Linked DNA regions of Homo sapiens: region 2 is linked to region 1. Evidence: read pairs that join two places in POLR2A ChIA-PET (ENCODE). Cell type or tissue: MCF 10A. All regions are shown on one strand. Links, peaks and the distances in the headings refer to the core of each region. The heading gives the core; the rest is flanking DNA.

Region 1 (5,618 bases), core at 331-5,330:
CCCAGCCACCACAGTCAGCAAAACTGCCTCAGCCAACCCTAGAGCCACAATGCAAAGTAGAACTGTCAAATCCAGCCCAGCCTAGATCAACCAAACATCAGCTATCCTGCAGATGCAGAAGTAATAATAATCACTTTTGTTTTTTCAAGCCATTGAGTTTCAAGGTGCTTTGTTTTGTAGCAATTACTAACCAACATGCTGCTACAATAGTTTTATGCCAGAAAACATACTCTATTCAACTGTATCTTTTGCCAAAGAAATAATTTTTGTGTTTTAGGTGACTTTAGCAATACTTCAGTTAAAAAATCACCCTCCTTTCATTTTACTTTATAATGTCGTTGTAAAGCACACAAACACTAGAGATAGTTTGGGTTTGAATTTTGGCTCAAATACATATGAATTGTGTAATAACATTTAATCTCTGTAAATCTTGGTCTTCTCTTCTGTACAGTGGGGGTGAGATATCACCTAACTGGTTGTATTTAACATAAAATGAAGTAAGGTTCTTAACATAGCAATTGTACATAGTATGTGCTCAATAATTATTAGTTATCTGTGTGCATGTGTATGTCTGTGTGCGTATTCTGCTAAGAATACTCCCCCAAGTGTTCATGTTCACTTAATATTTTGATTGTCATTTATTCACCTATCTATCTATTGAGTGTTGGATACCCACATAGCAATATAATGTAGCAAGCTTCTATCATAGGCCCAGGAGATACAGAAATGAACAAGGCCCAGACTGTGTCCTTAAAGATTCCTATCACCTTTGCTATATTTCAGCTACTCCTCAACTAAATCAATTCTGAAAGCGCAGTATTTCTACCCAGTGATGGGAACAAGGCTACAGTAGCCAACAAAAAATTCATTTTATGATTCTATATACCATTTCAGAAGGTGAACAAAAAGATAAATATGTTGAGTAATTTTGGTGAGGGCTGTATGTCCTACTATGCTAAATTACCAACATCATCTTTATTTTATTGCAAGCCTTTCAACTATTATGTGAAACAATTAGAGTATTTACATTCTCCTTTATGATTTCTACTTTACTCTAATTTTTCTTTTGAAGGTATGATCTAAAAAGCAACCAAATTTTCCAGTTTTATTTTTCTTTCTGAAAGGAACCTCATTAATTAATTTTTTGTAAAATGCAATTAATTATTTTTGTTACTGACCTCATTTAGACTAATAATAGCAAACATTTAGAACATGCTTACTATATGCCAGACATTGTCTTGAGCATATGATACGAATTTATTCACTTCACATGACAAGAACTTCATAAGTAAAATTTTTATAGATATTCCCATTTCATAGATGAAACAGAGGCAGGGAGATTAAGTAACCTTCCCGAGGTCACACACGTAGTCCACAGCACAGGCAGGATTCAACCAGACTCCAAAATCTAGCTCTTTAGCCCCAAACTCTGCCACCTCTTCCATCTGCTCCCTAAAGCAAGGAGGCTCTGTGTACTGCACATGTTGATGTTTAGTACAAATCTTCCCAAACAAAACATTCCTCAAAATAATTTCTTTATTCTTCTGAACGCTTAGCCTTGAGTGATGCTCACTCTCATCTTTAAACATAATTTCCATTTAATAAATGTCCTCTTGTTATTGACAGAAATTTCATTAACTTCATCGTCCCTTGGGCCTGGCAGAAATGATTATCACATTCAGGAAATTGAAGAGAAATGGGTTATTACTTTGGAGGCAAATAGAGCAAAGAAAAAAATAAGGAAACAGGAAAGGCAGAGAGAGATAAGTGCAAAAAGAGGCAGGAGAGGGAAATGAGGAATTGAAGAGTTGTGGTCCATGCAGGTTTCTCAGTTTCTTCTCTTCCTCCCTATTGGCAGGCAATTACTGGAAGGCTCAGGAATGATTGCTAAGCAGACGATATGGAGATCCCTCAGGGAACTGCAGATTTCTCCCATGGCCAGCCCATCAAGGAGCAATGAGAGAATAGCAGCAGCAGCAGCAATAGCAGCAGCTGGGAATGGAGGTGAGATGAAGGAATGTGCCCTGAATATTTTGACCTGAGGCTCCTGGAAACTTCCTTCTGCTCTGCTTATTCCTGGGGAGCCAAATAGAAAGGGCAAATGAAATGCATCCTTCAAACAAGCCTGGGAAGAAAGCTGAGTGGCAGAAGTTCAAAGGCCTGAGTCATCATTTTCAGGCCTGTGGACAGGTGGATTCCTCTGAAGCAGAGCATTCCTCCTTAATCACTTGGTGACTTTCTGTTAAACTATTTGCTGACACAGGTCTCTCTAGCTGGAAAAGACTGTTTCCTGCATTCAGACCACAGGAGCCAGCCTCATTTCTGCCCTGTCATTTGAAACAATTCCTATTATTTCTGTCCTGACTTTGCCTAACTGCCCCTCCCTTGGCACTCGTAATACTTTAATGCTACAGGTGGCTAATGCAGTCACTTGGCTCAGCAGCAACAACTCAATATTTGAAGAAGTAAATTATAACAGCTCCCTAACTGGCCTCCTCATATTCCCTCACCTCCCTTCACATCTGTTATTAGCCCAGCAGCCAGAGTTGTCTTTTTAAAAACATAAATAAAATTATGTCACTCCCTATCCTTGCAAAAAACCGTTTTAAGAGACAGTTCAAAATAAGTTATGCATCCTTGTCCAAGCACAGGCCCTTGCCTACCTTCCAACTCTCATTATGGACTATCTCAGTCTCTATCTTGTTGTCACATTGGTCTGTTTCTCTAAGGCACCATGCTGTCCCCCACCCAAGGGCCTTTGCTCATGCTATATCATTAGCTTAGTACTTGCTCCCTTTACTGGTTAGCTTTTACTTGGCCTTTAGGTCTCTGAGCTAGATAGTCTCCATTTCACCTAGATCCACCCTCTACCTTCACCTCCCTATTCTCTATCTCAGAGGGATAATCTCTATGATCTACATCAATGGTCGTCTTTGCCCTCTAGCTCTGTAAGGATATTGAATGGAGAAAACAGAGTGAAACCAGAGCATTTATTTTCCTGGATCACTCTTCGTGAAAATCAACTCTGCAACTGTCAAGGATGCTTTATTGGTCAACAATTGCTGTGAAACAATCACAAAGTCTCCATGGCATATAGCAATAAGTATCCATTTCTTAGATGTCTTCGGGTCATTTGGAAGGTGGGGGGTGGTGCTGATCTAGGCTGTCTTACATGGGCATCAAGAGAGTAACCCAATAACACAAGTACTTCCGGTAGTTTAATTGTCTGTCTCTCTTACTAAACTGTTAACTCCATGTTTGTTTTGCTCATCTTTACTTTCCTATTGAGACAGCCAGGAGGGAGGGGATCCCCAGAGAAACTCCAGCCAGCCTGCACACTGGGAGAGAGCCTTAGGAAGTTCATGCCGTTTGCAGCAGGGAGGAGCGTGGCCCCTCCTCTTCCTGTGTGGAAACTGGGATTCAAATGACCAGGCGGGCAGTGTTCTAGCAGGGACTCTAGCCTTGTGAGAGTCCCTGTTTCCTCCTTTTCTTCCTTTTCACCCAATAAAACCCTGCTTTACCCACCCTTCAAACCATCTATGAGCCTAAATTTTTATGGCCATGGGACGGACAAGGACCCCATCTTTAGCCAAACTAAAGTCCTGCAACATTTGTGGCACCCAATATGGGGCCTGAGAAGTGGTGAGTGAAATGGGGACTCAAAACCTCTCACTGTTGCTCCTAAGCATTTTCATCCTTGGACTTCTGAGGGTGGAGGAAACATGTCCCTACCCCCTCATCACTCTTGTGCCTTTTCATGGACTTTTCCTTCATTTTTCAGGATGGATCAGAGAGCAACATCTACCCTCCACCCTCCCCTCCCTGACGGGGCTGGGACACATAGCCCAAGGTGCCACCAGCTACTGGCTGACATTTTCTACCACACATCCACAGAGTCTCCTCCTCCCCACACCAGGGGGAGGCCAGCTCTGACTCACAGCCATTAAACTTGTGTCTATGGTGGAGAAACCACTTGCGTAAGAGTAAGAGGTTCTTCCCCAGGCATTTTTAAACTGTTTCTTTTCTTTCCCCTTCTCTACCCTATCAGCAAGTTAACTTTTAAAGTTTTTTTTTTTCTTTTAGAAACATTTTTTACTAGGGCAGGCTCCAGAATTATCACTTTTTGTGTTTTCTGCAAAGTTTTGGTTGTGAAATGGAGTCTCCACCTTGTTTTACATCCTGAGGGCATGGCTTTGTTTAGTAATCCTGCCTTAGGGAATAAGTTTCTTTCTGGTTTGGCATCTGCATGTTCTTCTAGCCCTGTCTCTTCTAGCCCCACCCAGTGACTGGGTTTTCTTCTGCCTGTGTGTGTACTATGTGTGATGTCTGTAAAAAGAGCTCTAGTTAATTTGGCCTAAAGAAAGATAAGCGCTTGGATCAAACATTTTTTAAGGGAAGTTAAAAGCTGTGGTACCTTTCAGTTCACATGAGTTTCATCTTTGAGAAATGAAAGCAGACTTAAATATTATTGGTAAAATGCAGGTGTCATTAAGATGTAAATAGGTGGGCTAAATAATGAAGGTCAGATGCAAGATTTGCTAAGTGTTTTAAAATTATAAACTGCTTTTTGAGTTTTAAGAACTATTTGACTTGCTGGCTTCACAACTGGTAAGGCCTGAGGAGGACATAAGGAACTAACCACACCCTTAATTATGCTGGGAGTCAAACTTTGCCTGCACCTAGATATAATTATAGCAACTTACCAGGTTTCCCCTTAAAAGTTAAGAATTGCTAGGAGTTACCATTATAACATGTAATTGAGACTACCTGAAATAGATTTACATGGAAGATGTGGAAGAACAGTAAAATGTTTTTTCTTTTTTGTAAAAGTTTATAAGAAGGTATGGAAATGTTAACTTTGGCCTAGGGTTAAAGGATTGTTTTAAATTAGGAAAAAGCTGAAGGTTCAAAGAAGTGGTAGAAGAATTCTAGAAATTAATCTTGCAAAAGAGGTTCTCTGTGTGAACATATTGACTAAATTCCTAAAAGGATATTATATGGTTTTTCTGTAAATTTAACATTGAAATAAAAGAATAATAAGGTTTTCCTAAGGGGCTAATCTGTTCTTTGGCAAAATTTCTAAAGGGTTATAAAAGCTTTTTGCTTCTTTAAAATTTCTGAGTCATTTTGGCAAAATAAATAACTTATGGTAACCTGGAATTCTATTTCATAACATCAAGTGTTTTAAACCCCGAACATATATAGCAGCCTCCCAAAATCAAACTTCAGTTTCAAAATTGTCTTCCCTGGCACCTGGCTTTTTGAATATTTCAGAGGGCCCCTGAAGTGTCCAGAAAGAGAAGCAAACATGATTATTTGACGTGTTTAGGTACATGGGATTGCCAAAGTGATGTTCAATCTTCTTTAGGTTATACTTTGGTAAATAATGCTAATATATGTTCCAAAATTGTATGGGATTTCTAAAACTCTAATGTCTAGCATATGCTATCAATCATAATGAAGGTTGTTAAGTTATTGTAAACCACAGAGATAACAAACCTGTCAATTGTGTTTCTAAGTGTAACTACCCTGGACATTTTGTTATTCACAGACCATTGTTGTCTTGTTTTAATCCTTTTTTTTTTTTCAAAGATAGTTTATAATAAGCTATAGAACTT
Region 2 (5,618 bases), core at 344-5,343, 78 kb before region 1:
AGCCATTCAACAAGTCTCTAGGAAGTTCCAAACTTTCCTACATTTTCCAGTCTTCTTCTGAGCCCTCCAAACTGTTCCAACCTCTGCCTGTTACCCAGTTCCAAAGTCACTTTCACATTTTTGGGGTATCTTTTCAGCAGCGCCCCAGTACTAGTACCAATTTTATAGTATTAGTCAGTTTTCATGCTGCTGATAAAGACATACCTGAGACTGGGCAATTTACAAAAGAAAGAGGTTTAATAGACTAACATTTCCACATGGCTGGGGAAGCCTCACAATCATGGCAGAAGGCAAGGAGGAACAAATTACATCTTACGTGGATGACAGCAGGCCAAAAGAGAGCCTGTGCAGAGAAACTCCCCTTTTTAAAAGCATCAGATCTCATAAGCCTTATTCACCATCATGTGAACAGCATGGGATAGACCTGCCCCCATGATTCAACCACCTACCACTGCATCCCTCCCACAACACATGGGAATTCAAGATGAGATCTGGGTGGGGACACAGCAAAACCACATCAACTTCCATGGCTTTTTTTCATTCAAATTGCAAAAATCTTTTTCATATCTCTTGGCTTTTTATGTTTCGTCATAAAACAAGATTTTGTCTTTCCCTATAGAATCTGCTTCCTTTGGGACTAAAGACCAGTATACAGCATAATGGCTGTGATTATGGCTGGATTTCTGACTCTGTGTATTAGTCCATCTCACATTGCTACAAAACAAAACCTGAGACTGAGTAATTTACAAAGAAAAGAGGTATAATTGGCTCACAGTTCCACAGGCTGTACAGGAAACATGATGCTGGCATCAGCTCAGCTTCTGCGAAGGCCCCTGGAAGCTCGCAATCATGATGGAAGGTGAAGGGGGAGCAGGCATGTCACATGGCTAGGGCAAAAGCAATAGAGCTAGGGGCGAGGTGCTACACACTTTTAAATGATATCTCACACAAACTTACTATCGTGAGGACAGTACCAAGGAGATGGTGGTAAACCATTCAAGAGATATCTGCCCCCATGATTCAATCACCTCCTGCCAGGCCCCAACTCCAACACTGGGGATTACATTTCAATATAATTTGTACAAAGATATACATGCAAACTATATCACTCTGATACTTGCCAGCTGTGTGAGCTTAGGCAAGTTGCTAACCTCTCTGTGCCTCACCTCTCCATCTGCAAAATGTAGATGATAATAGCTGTTGTATTAAAGAAGTTAATACACATAAAGTCTCAATATAGGTCCGTGTTGTACAAAAGTGTAGTCATTAGCCATATGTTGCTGTTTCCACTAAAAGTAGTTAAATTAAAATTCACTTCCTTAGTTATACTAGCCACATTTCAAGTGCTTGATAGCCAAGTGGGACTAGTGACATCCATTTTGGACAAAACACATATAGATATTTCCATTGCCACAGAGGCTTCTAGAGCCTAAGCACTTAGCAAGTTCTAAATAAAAGCTAGTTTTTATGCTCCAAGACCCAAATAAGTTCAATTGCCCTCATCAGATTCTTAATCTTCAGTCAGATCTCCCTCTAGGAAACAAATAAAAATTGTAAAATTTCAGTCACTCTTTGCCTTGTCTTCTCTTTTTCCCTTCTTTTTCCTTCTTTCCTTCCTCCTTCCCTTCCCTCCTTCCTTCTTTCTTTTGTTCCTTTCTTTATTCCTTTGTTCCTTTCTTCCTCTTTCCTTCTTTCCTTCCTTTCTTCCTTCCTTCCTTTTTTCCTTTGTTCTTTCATCTTTCCCTCTCTTTTCTTCTCTTCTTTCCCTTTTCTCTCCACCTCTGTGGAGGAAACCAGAGAGTTTCCTGGTTGGGATTTCCTAGTAAACTACCCTGACTCTCCAAGTTTACTATTACAGTATAACTATTACATTGGAGCCCAAAAGCCCATATTACTCACACCAACATCTGGAAAGTTCTCAATTTTGTCAGAAAGCTGAACGTGTCTTTCCACCAACTTCATCCTTTCTCTCTATCGAAGCATAAGATTTTGACAAGATAGATGTGCTTCTATTAAATTATTTGTAGTCTCACTGTAATGAGATCATCCTAGCATGATTGCCATGGGCCACTGTCTAGGCCTCAAAGAAACAGGCCAGAGGAAGATTTCTATTGATGATACTCGTGGAAAAAGATGTGACCACTAGTCCTTTCAAAAGGATCATAACAGATATTGATTCTTAGTTTGGGAGTTTGCCTCATTAAAATACCAAACAGAATTCTACGGGGAATGGGCTATATTGATTGGTTTGTTTTGTTTTATAGGTTTGTTTCCTATGTAACATGTAATTGTATTTTATAGTTGCTATAGTATGCAAGAATTAAAGACCTAATCTGGCTAAACAAGAATTGGCTTATAAATTATGAAACATTCTTTCCCATCAAACTTCTAGATAATTAAACAAAAATTTAGGAAATGTTATCTTTGCTGATTGTTTTGTATTGTGGTAAGAGATAGAAGAAGATAAACTTTTTTTTTCTTCTTGTCACTGTTTAATTTTCTTAGCAATTAAGCCACTAGTAATGAGTTTAGGGATTTCAGAGAAGACTGTTTTTTTCTGAGGTCTATTAAACTGTCTTTTTTTTAAACATGATTTTGCTTCTAAAATTTGAAAATGAGTTGCCATCCAATGGCATGATGGAGGCAGCACAGGTTCTGAAAGTATTCAGACTTAAATTCAAACTCTGTATTTTCCCTTCTGTTTCAACTAAGGCAAGTTACTGAATGGGATATTTTGAGATTTTAGAAAGTTGTTCTTCTGTACACAAGTAGATTTAAAATAATCACTTCTTCCTCCATCTTTTCAGTAGATAGATTGTACTTCAGGTGCTTTGATTCTGCACTTGGCCATCTGACATGCTTTGGCCAATGGGAGTTTAGCAGACATGCTGTAAGCAACATCTTGAAAAATGCTTGCATGTTTGGGCTTGCTCTCTTAGTCTTCTGCCACAGCTGTGAGAACATGTATTAGCCACCTGATTCCAAGAAAAGAAACAGAAACACCTAGAGCAGAGCCACTCACAGCCAACCACAACCTAGATTGGCTGACTCACAGCCAGCCCTTATATTTGTGAATTAAATAAGTGATTATTGCTGTATGGTGCTGGGATTTGTATCACAGTTAACTGATATAGCCTCTCAAGCTTCCTTTACGCATTACCTTCTCCCATTGTTCATGAGGATGGTTCTCTATATGTATTGCCCTTACAGATGAGAAAACACACAGCCAAGAAAAAAGATCAGTTGATGTGCTGAATGCATATGTATATATACAGTAGCAAAACCATTCTTTCTCTCTGCAAGAGTCAAGTTTGTTGAGACAGGAAAGAATTTATGGTTTCCAAGAAGTAGCACCCTGGAAGACTAAGAACATAGCTTTTATACTATAAAACGTATGCTAGGGAATAGTGCTACTAAAATAGAATAGACCACAAGAAAATAAGATGACAGACAGAAGGAGCAAAGATCTGTTGGGAGGTGGCTAGAATTCAGATACAAGAGACCTTAAGAGGGGCTAGCTGAGTCTAACAAAAGAAAGATGAGGAAAAAGCCTAAGTAGGATTTATTTGTGGGTTCTTTTTCTCTTTCCTTTGTTTAAGCCCAATACTACAACTTTCTTTTGGAACTCAAACATCTAATGTGGCACTATATACTATAGATTCACAGTGGCTGAGGGAGTTATCAAGGTAGATAAGCTTAGAGAAGCCTCATAAAACCTACCTACTTCAGTGATAGGTGGTAAAAATAGGCAATGGGTTTGCATTTCATCCTGGGGAATCCTTGTACGTGAGCACAAGGAAGTGGTGATGAGCTAGAAGAGAAGAAGAGACCAGAAAAACTGGAAAAGGAGCACATGGAGACAAGGATCTCAGTACAGATGCTAGGGCTTAAAAATGGGAATACGTCTTAAGCAGAGAAAATGGGATCTTTTCTGGATTGAAGAGTGTTAGCCATTAAGTTCTCAAGTCCCTGTCTTATTTGACATTATCCAAGAAAGAAGCAGAACACAGGAAAATTTTCACATCTGAGGATAACACTAAGGTTTTCTGAGTAATAAATAACAAGTATAAGGAAGCTATAGAAAGATCCCATGAAATCGAGGGCTAAAAAGTGGCAGGTGATACTCAATATTGATGAGAGTCTGATAAAATGTTTCAGGAAAATGATCCTTTACATGAAACAACTTCAAAAGTGTCTCTATAGCCCGTTGATTTATAAATGATTAAAAAGTCAGCCCATGAAGACAAAAAATGGGGAAGACAATATTAGAGAAAGGTGGAAAATGATAAATGAGTGTTAAGTAACTTGGCAAAAAAATAAAGCGTGCCGGTAATGTGAAAGCATATTCAGATTGTGGAGCCCAAAAACCCCCGAAAGCAGAGCTGCCAGATGAAGGGTAGGGCAGACAGCAGAAGAACTGGTAAAAAGCTTATATCAGGAGATCCTCTCTCCTGAACCCTCAGCTACCAAATGGCCTCCTCCTACCAGAGACAGAGACAGAATATTTTTCTCTAAATAAATTCAATGAGGGTAGGTCCAGTTCCTGTATGGCGAGGCACCATATTGAAAACAGAGAGCTAAGGAAATAGCTACATAATTAACAGGCATATCCCCATCCTTCTCTACCCGTTTACAGCATGCTAGCCTACAAGTCTGTAAGTACTAGGCAGGTGATTGGAAATATTTCCTGTAGAAATAGATTAACCCTGGAGAAAGACCCACAGATTTCCCTATTGCAAATGTCATGCCTGATTCAGCTTCATTGAAACACAATGGTTTGACCAACCCATATATGCATAGATTATAATCAGCTTTTTAGTACTTTATAAAATATGATTACATCTCCAAGGATCACCTGATGTTTGTGAAAAGTTTTTAACATCAAAGACTGAGACTGGGTTGGCTGCATGTAATCATTGACCAGAAATAACAATGCCTTAAATATAAGAGGAATGACTAGAGCTCCAGATACCATGTCCAATTCCAAGCAGTAAGGAAGGAAAAAGGGCAGAAGGGTAAAAGGGCTAGCCTTTATTTGTGTCAACTCCCTTTAAGCAGGTTCCCCAGAAGCCCTACAAAACACTTCGTTGGCCAGAACATGCTCATATGAATATATCTAGCTACAAGGGAGGTTGGAAAATATAGACTTTCAACAGGATAAATATCTCTCCTGAATAATATTGTTTTATAGATGAAGGAAAGAATGAACTTTTGGTAAACAACCTGCATACACACACACACGCGCACGCGCGCGCACACACACACACACACACAGGCTGAATAAAGTAACTTGAAAAAAATAAGATTGATGTACTAGAAGCAGAAAACTCCAAAATATGATATTTTCAGAAAGAAGATATTTACCCATGAATAAAGAACAGATTTCTATTTAAAAGAAAAGAACAATAAAAAACCACAGAGCTCCTTGAAATAAAAAAGAAAATACAGTAGTCACAAAAGAGGGGGATTGTGGACTAAAATATACAGTTGAAGAAATCTCACAGAAAAGTGAAAGCAAGAAGATTAAGGAGAAAAGAATAGAAAACTAGAAAATCCAGAAATCCAAATATTTTAATAATAAGTGCTTAAGAAAAAGATGTCAGGAAAATTAGAGGAGT

What was found. ChIA-PET counts read pairs that join two places held together with the same protein. Peaks named below come from ENCODE experiments on the same cell type or tissue, not always from the same donor. Only the 100,000 strongest peaks of a DNase experiment are listed, where the experiment ranks them.
Region 2: POLR2A ChIA-PET joins it to region 1 with 6 read pairs; 2 of 35 experiments call an interaction of 5 or more read pairs at or near these places.

Annotation. Positions count from the first base shown.
Region 1 is chr3:31,039,393-31,045,010 of GRCh38, forward strand. No RefSeq gene overlaps it. Among named protein-coding and RNA genes, the nearest start is that of MIR466, 120 kb to the right of the region's middle. In MCF 10A, for the core only: no CTCF peak of the experiment used is centred there; DNase peaks (open chromatin) are centred at 2,209, 3,939 and 4,239.
Region 2 is chr3:30,961,873-30,967,490 of GRCh38, forward strand. No RefSeq gene overlaps it. Among named protein-coding and RNA genes, the nearest start is that of GADL1, 70 kb to the left of the region's middle. In MCF 10A, for the core only: no CTCF peak of the experiment used is centred there; a DNase peak (open chromatin) is centred at 2,939.